Linked DNA regions of Mus musculus: region 2 is linked to region 1. A link is a loop called in an ENCODE intact Hi-C map of the cell type or tissue named here. Cell type or tissue: heart. All regions are shown on one strand. Each heading gives the region's core, and the rest is flanking DNA. Links, peaks and the distances in the headings are about the cores only.

Region 1 (2,910 bases), core at 241-2,740:
AGCTCAAGGCCCGCTGTAGACTGAAATCTAAAAGGCTTAATGGCTGGATTCTATGAACTTCAGCTTCCTCATCCTAAACAAGTGCAAAGGCACCTGTGCTACCACAAGCTGTGAGAGGGAGTCAGTAATACAAAGCTGCCTCAGTTGACACCAAGATAATGCCCAAGTCCCTTAAGGTTACAAGTTAGATTTTTGTTTTTCCCAGATATACCATCCTACCAATCTAGATAAACATTTAAAGCAACAGCTTAGCACTCTGCCTGTCTGACTGCATGGCGCTTACTCGCCATCCTCGCTTTGTGGGAGAGGGATTTACTGTTCCACCTAGTCTATCCATTTAGAGCCTGAGACGGGCTGACCACACAAAGCTAGTATGTGCCAGGGTAAGGGTTACAGTTTAGGGCTGCGGGACTCAATGCTCCTCCTCGGAGGCTAGGCAGCCTTGCCTCACAAGGAGGATGGGGGCTTGCTTAGTCCAGATCGCCTCCCCAGTTCAGCGCTCTCACCTGTGGAGTTCTTCATCAGAGGGTGAGTACTTGGCTGTGACATCAGCCAGCTCCCCAAAGATCTGCTTGCTGTACACTGTGAGGGAGGAGAGCAGGATTAACTCCTGCCACGTAGAGCTCAAGAGGCACGTGTAATCCTTGATTGAGAGCTCGCAGAAGAAAGGCAGCTTCTTGATCCAGGCAATCTGCCTAAAGAGCAACTCGTCGGCCAGGCGGCAAAGCAGAGCAAACAGTTCTGCCTGTGTCACAGCATACCTGGGGGCAGGGACAGGACAGAGTCATTTCCATCAGCCAGAGAGTGAGACTAGAGAGATTTTAGAGACAAGAGAAGGATTCCTTGGTAGTAGGCCTCTTGCCCTTGACCACAGATTTCCATTTTCACTCAACTTCTTATAAAGGGGTAGGGTTGAGGCCAGGATAAAGCTGAGGTGGGGGAGGGGAGAGGGCACAATGAGAGGATCTGGTGAGAAGCTGCTGCTGAGGGGGAAGGGGGCTTAGAAACTTCTGGAATTATGAGGGAATATCACTCTTAATGGTGGTGCTCTCTGACTGTTTCAGGCCTTAGAAGAAGTTCTTACTCATTCCTGTTCTAATTTTGGCAAAGTAAACTTCAATGGGATGGGTCTGGAGCATACCCCGTATAAGGAACAACACCTACACATGCAGGAAAAACGAAACAAAACCCAAAAACACGCCCTAGGGCCAGAGGCAGCGGAGATGCTGAGAACAGAGGCGTTCAGAAGCCTTTCCTGTTCTCACTGTGCCCCCTAGTGGTGACAGTCCAGGAACCAGAGTTGCTCAGCCTTTCCAGCTATTTCTCTAGCCCAAGGTGGGTCTCTGAGCCTCATTTTCATTCTTCTCAAGGTCCATGTCCCCTCGTCATCCTCTTCCTTATACACTAACGTAAAAGCTTTGTGAGACCCTTTCTGTAGGTATTTAAGTCTCCTCTTCTGAAACTGGAGCCTATCTTAGGATCTCAGGATACCCTCTGGAGGCGTTAGATTAAGATTCTAGCAACACTTGTTTTCTACCTAAGAAGTACTGGGTACAGCAACGGGTGGCCCAGATGGCTAACTACACAACACTCAAGTAGAACTAAATGCAGACTAAGATCTCTTCCACATATTCAGGCCTACACCAGAGGCTGTCAGTCATGTGCCATTGGTTACTCAAGGGCTTATTGGCTAGGTCATGTTTGACCTGTTTGACAGGTCAGAACCAGTTAGGGCTTGAATGATTTAAAAACCCGAGGCCTGATACAGAGCCTAATTTTGTGCTAGAAGGCACATGAGCAAACATTCCAGGGCTTGGTTTATCTAGACCCAATGAGAAAATAGGCCCTGCTATCCCAATTTCACAGGAACTGAAAAGTAACCTGAATTCTCTGAGAAAATATGATTAAGGAAACATGAAGGACAAAGCTGGGATACAACCGATGCGTGGTAGGGACATTTTGGAACTGTAATGGGCCAAACAGGACAGAATTAACTCACCCATCTTCAATCAACATAGGTGTGCCCAATGGCTCCAGGTCTTCGGCTGACATCAGCTGATGAATCAGACTGTAGGACTGAGGGTCCAGGCTTCGAGCTTGTGGGGGCAAAAGTGGTGAGTGGCCAGAATAGCTAAAAAGGTGTGGTATGTATTGATAATGTGGAGGCACTGACATCCCCATGTACTGATCCCTGAATGCCATGAATCCATTTAGTTCCACAGACCTACTGGAGAGAAAAACTTCACATCAGGAAAAGCCATTGCAGGTTGAATACGTGCTCAAAGAAAATAACTTGGAGATAAGTTGTTCTCTGGTCATGAAGTCTGTGAATCATCAAGGAATGGGAAGGAATTAAAGGTTACATACATGTCTATGCTATTAAATTCCACCCACAAGACAAGGATTCTGTGTGGGCTCACCAATGTGGCCAGCAGAATAGGACTAAGTAGTTATGGATTGGATGAAGTTTTTGTACTGATGTCACACCTAGCACCTTGCTAATGCTAGGCAGGTGCTTTGCTACTGTGCTATATCCTAGCCCTCTTTTAACATATTTTGAGACAGGGTCTCACTAAGTTGAAGGGTTAACCTTGAATTCACTCTGAAGCCCATGAGCCTCAGCCACCTTGATAGCTCGGACAGTAGATCTTCATCACAAGGCCCAGCTTTGAAGTGTTTTTAGTATATACTAGTAATCTATGATGATAAAAATGTGTGCTTTTATTGTTATTTTACTGTTAGGAAAACAACAGCATAAGACAGGCTAAGTGGACTTAATTAGTCTAAAATCCTAAACTAGTATCTAGCATGGCATGTACCCTGAGGCCCCTAAGTCCCTATTAAACTATTAAAAAGAAAAGAGGGATACAACTGAATGGAATAAAAAGCTCTAGTTGCCTCTGAAGAAGA
Region 2 (2,910 bases), core at 202-2,701, 310 kb before region 1:
ACAGAGCTTGCCTCTGTCCTTCAGCAATCACAATCTTTCTGCCTCCCTTTGACATTGAACTTCTGATCCTCTTGCCTCTACCCTTTGGAGTCTGGGATTACAGGCATGAGCCAATATGCCAATGTGGTGCTTGGGATCGGACCCAGGACAAGCTGGGAAAAGCACCCTACCAACTGAGCTACAATCCCAGACACCATTCTCCCTTTTAAAACTGGAACGGAGCTGAATGGAAAGAGCTCTGGTAAAATATGTGCAAAGCCCTGCGTCCATCCCTACACACACACAGACACACACACAGACACACACACACAGACACACACACACACACACAGAGAGAGAGAGAGAGAGAGAGAGAGAGAGAGAGAGAGAGAGAGAGAGACTGATAGGGAGCTCAGGAAAGAAGGACCTGAGACCTGAGTTACCTTAGGAGGGAGGGAGGCTCCTGTGGGCTGTGGCATTTATTTATTTTCTGGCCTCTTACTTTTCAAGGCCACCTGCACAATTAGCCTCCTCTCCCAGGGTCATCAGCATAGTCGGAGTTATGCAGACTCTCAGCCTGCACACCCAGCCCTGCTCACTGTGACCCGCCCCATGTCAACCCAGCACATACAAAGTCAGCTACCCATGGTGAGCTTCTCAATGATCAAGTATCACTGTCAACCACACAAGCACTCACAGAGTCCTGCCTGCAAGCTCATTGCTCACGGTGACCCTATAGCCCAGTTTGGGCCTGGTGTCCCACCCAAGATATGGCCTGCCATTGCCACTATCCAGGAGCTGGCGCCGTGTTACTGGACTAAGGAGGCCATGATGTGGCCTGACCTGGAAGCAGAGCAAACAAAGGTGCGAGCATAGACAAAGGAATCCACGCCAGTGAGAGTTATGCCAGGATCCCGGATCTCAGGTCCTGTCTCCCGGAGAGCATCTGGTCCTCAGCTGTTAGAAGACACGGAGCTCAGAACACCTTTACCTTTCACCCACCAGGCACCTCACTGGCCTCACTTCCCAGAGGAGATGACTACCACAAGCTCTTTCCACTACAGAACTCATGAGATAGATGTTCAAGTCTGAAATCACCTAGATCTAGTTCAGAATTGGAGCTCTGCTTTTTAACAGCCACAAGCCTCAGTTTCCCTCCTAAAATGCAGATTATAATTTTTCACCTCTCATGGTGGTTGTGAAGAGTATCAGGAGTTAAAACCCTGGCACATAGTAGGGCCTCAGCCAGCTAATAAGCCTTGGGCTGTGTGACTGTCTTATTCAACAATGGGTCCCAAAGACTAGCATGCTGCCCAGCACACAGTAGGTGCTTAATATTTGTCCATGAAATTAATGAAGCATCCTTAACAACCTCCAGCCCTCAAATCCCTCCTGCTTCCCAAACTCTGCTTCTTAGGGTTTTCTCTGCAGAGGTCAATTGGCAAGTTAACAGGACCAGAGTTGGCCACCTTCCAGGGCTGGGAGCCCTGAGCTGCAATGTCCGATCCTGGTCACTAGGGGGCGAAATCTCTTAAGGTTTTTACAGGGGCTCGAATCCTTCTTGCCACTTGGGGGCCACAGGGGACTTGAAAGGGTACAGACAACTAGGTCCTGTCTCTTTGCCTCTCTGGCTAAAGAACCTTGGTACTGCTCTCCTGAAACCCAGTGGCAGAGAGCCTTACACTCTGTTGTACGTAGCCACTCTGTTTTACTGTGGCTCTTTGTCAGGTTTGACCTGACCTCACCGGTCGAAGTGTTAACCTGTTCACTAGTGTCCTGGCTTTACCTACTATGGTTTACACCCAAACCTCAAGCTTTCCTGTGTCTCCCAGCCCGAGAAGTCCAGGTTAGCAAAGCTAGAGGACCTGTTTGCTACCCATTTGATAGATGGGAGAACTGAGGCCCACAGAAGAGAATCCTGTTCTCAGGGACCCATATCGAGGAGAGAGTGGGCCTGAGACCCAAACCCAGTTCCTCCTTTTCACCAAGCTGTTTCGAGCAATTGCCCTAGGGGAGGAAGACCATGAAGTCTTTCTTGTGCCCTATTCCCCATCCTGGAGAAATCTCCTGCCCTGACTCACTGTATCCTCTGCCACGACTTGATGAAGTTATACCTGTCTGCATTTAGGGCTGCAGCAAGGGAGGCCTGGCAAGGGTGTCCCAGTTCACAGGTAACAGGTTACAGTTTGTCCCTGGGACTGTCTGACTTCCGGGCCCACTTCCTTTATACTAAGTCAAACTATGTAAGATTGCCATTCCCATAGGCCAAAGAATTTTAAATATCTGGTATGCTTAAACTATTGCTTTGGAGACATACACACACACACACACATGCCAAAGGAAGGAACCATTCTTAAACTATTTTAGTGTCAGTGAGGGGCAAAGGGTGGTTTCTTCAGGTGTGAAATAGGAGATTTCTATTGCTGGAGAAATTGGCCCACAAAGTCCCCCCAAAGAACCTGTATAGCCAAGCTCAAGGATGTCTATCCACAAACGTCATATACCTCAGGTGGGAGAGATTCAGGGTGCATTGGGTAGAGATATAGCTGTTCCAGTCATGTCATGGGGGCTCCTTGGAAGCAGAACAAGTCCATATGATAGGAATGAAGATTGTCACAGAATGTCACGAACACCGTAGCTGGAATGGCACAGAGGGAAGCTGGATGCTGAGGAATGTCATAAGATGCTTTGGAATGTCAAAGAATGCCACAGGGTATCATGGGTTCCTGTAAAGGTCAAAGGATGCTGTAGACTGCTCTGCTTGGTCATCAAAGTCGTCAGATGTCAAGGACCACTTTCCAGTGCTACCAGGCAATGCTGCAGAGGACTATAAATGTCACCATGACTTGGACAGTCCTCCTGGTCTGTAATAGGCAGTTTGCTGGGAAATCACAGCATGTCATGGGAACCTCAAGCCCGGGAAGTACTTTG

What was found. A loop is a pair of places that touch in the nucleus more often than their neighbours do. Peaks named below come from ENCODE experiments on the same cell type or tissue, not always from the same donor. Only the 100,000 strongest peaks of a DNase experiment are listed, where the experiment ranks them.
Region 2: it touches region 1 in a loop (3-fold over the local background); 5 of 42 quality-filtered maps call a loop at or near these places.

What each region holds. Positions count from the first base shown.
Region 1 is chr2:38,738,381-38,741,290 of GRCm38, forward strand. Nr6a1 (nuclear receptor subfamily 6, group A, member 1) reads right to left here. Exons shown (of 11, transcript NM_010264.4): 7 at 2,000-2,227; 8 at 507-761. Among named protein-coding and RNA genes, the nearest start is that of Nr5a1, 25 kb to the left of the region's middle. In heart, for the core only: a CTCF peak has its summit at 1,278 (motif pointing left); no DNase peak of the experiment used is centred there; H3K27me3 peaks cover 469 bases.
Region 2 is chr2:38,428,638-38,431,547 of GRCm38, forward strand. No RefSeq gene overlaps it. Among named protein-coding and RNA genes, the nearest start is that of Gm25081, 50 kb to the right of the region's middle. In heart, for the core only: a CTCF peak has its summit at 1,495 (motif pointing right); a DNase peak (open chromatin) is centred at 1,474.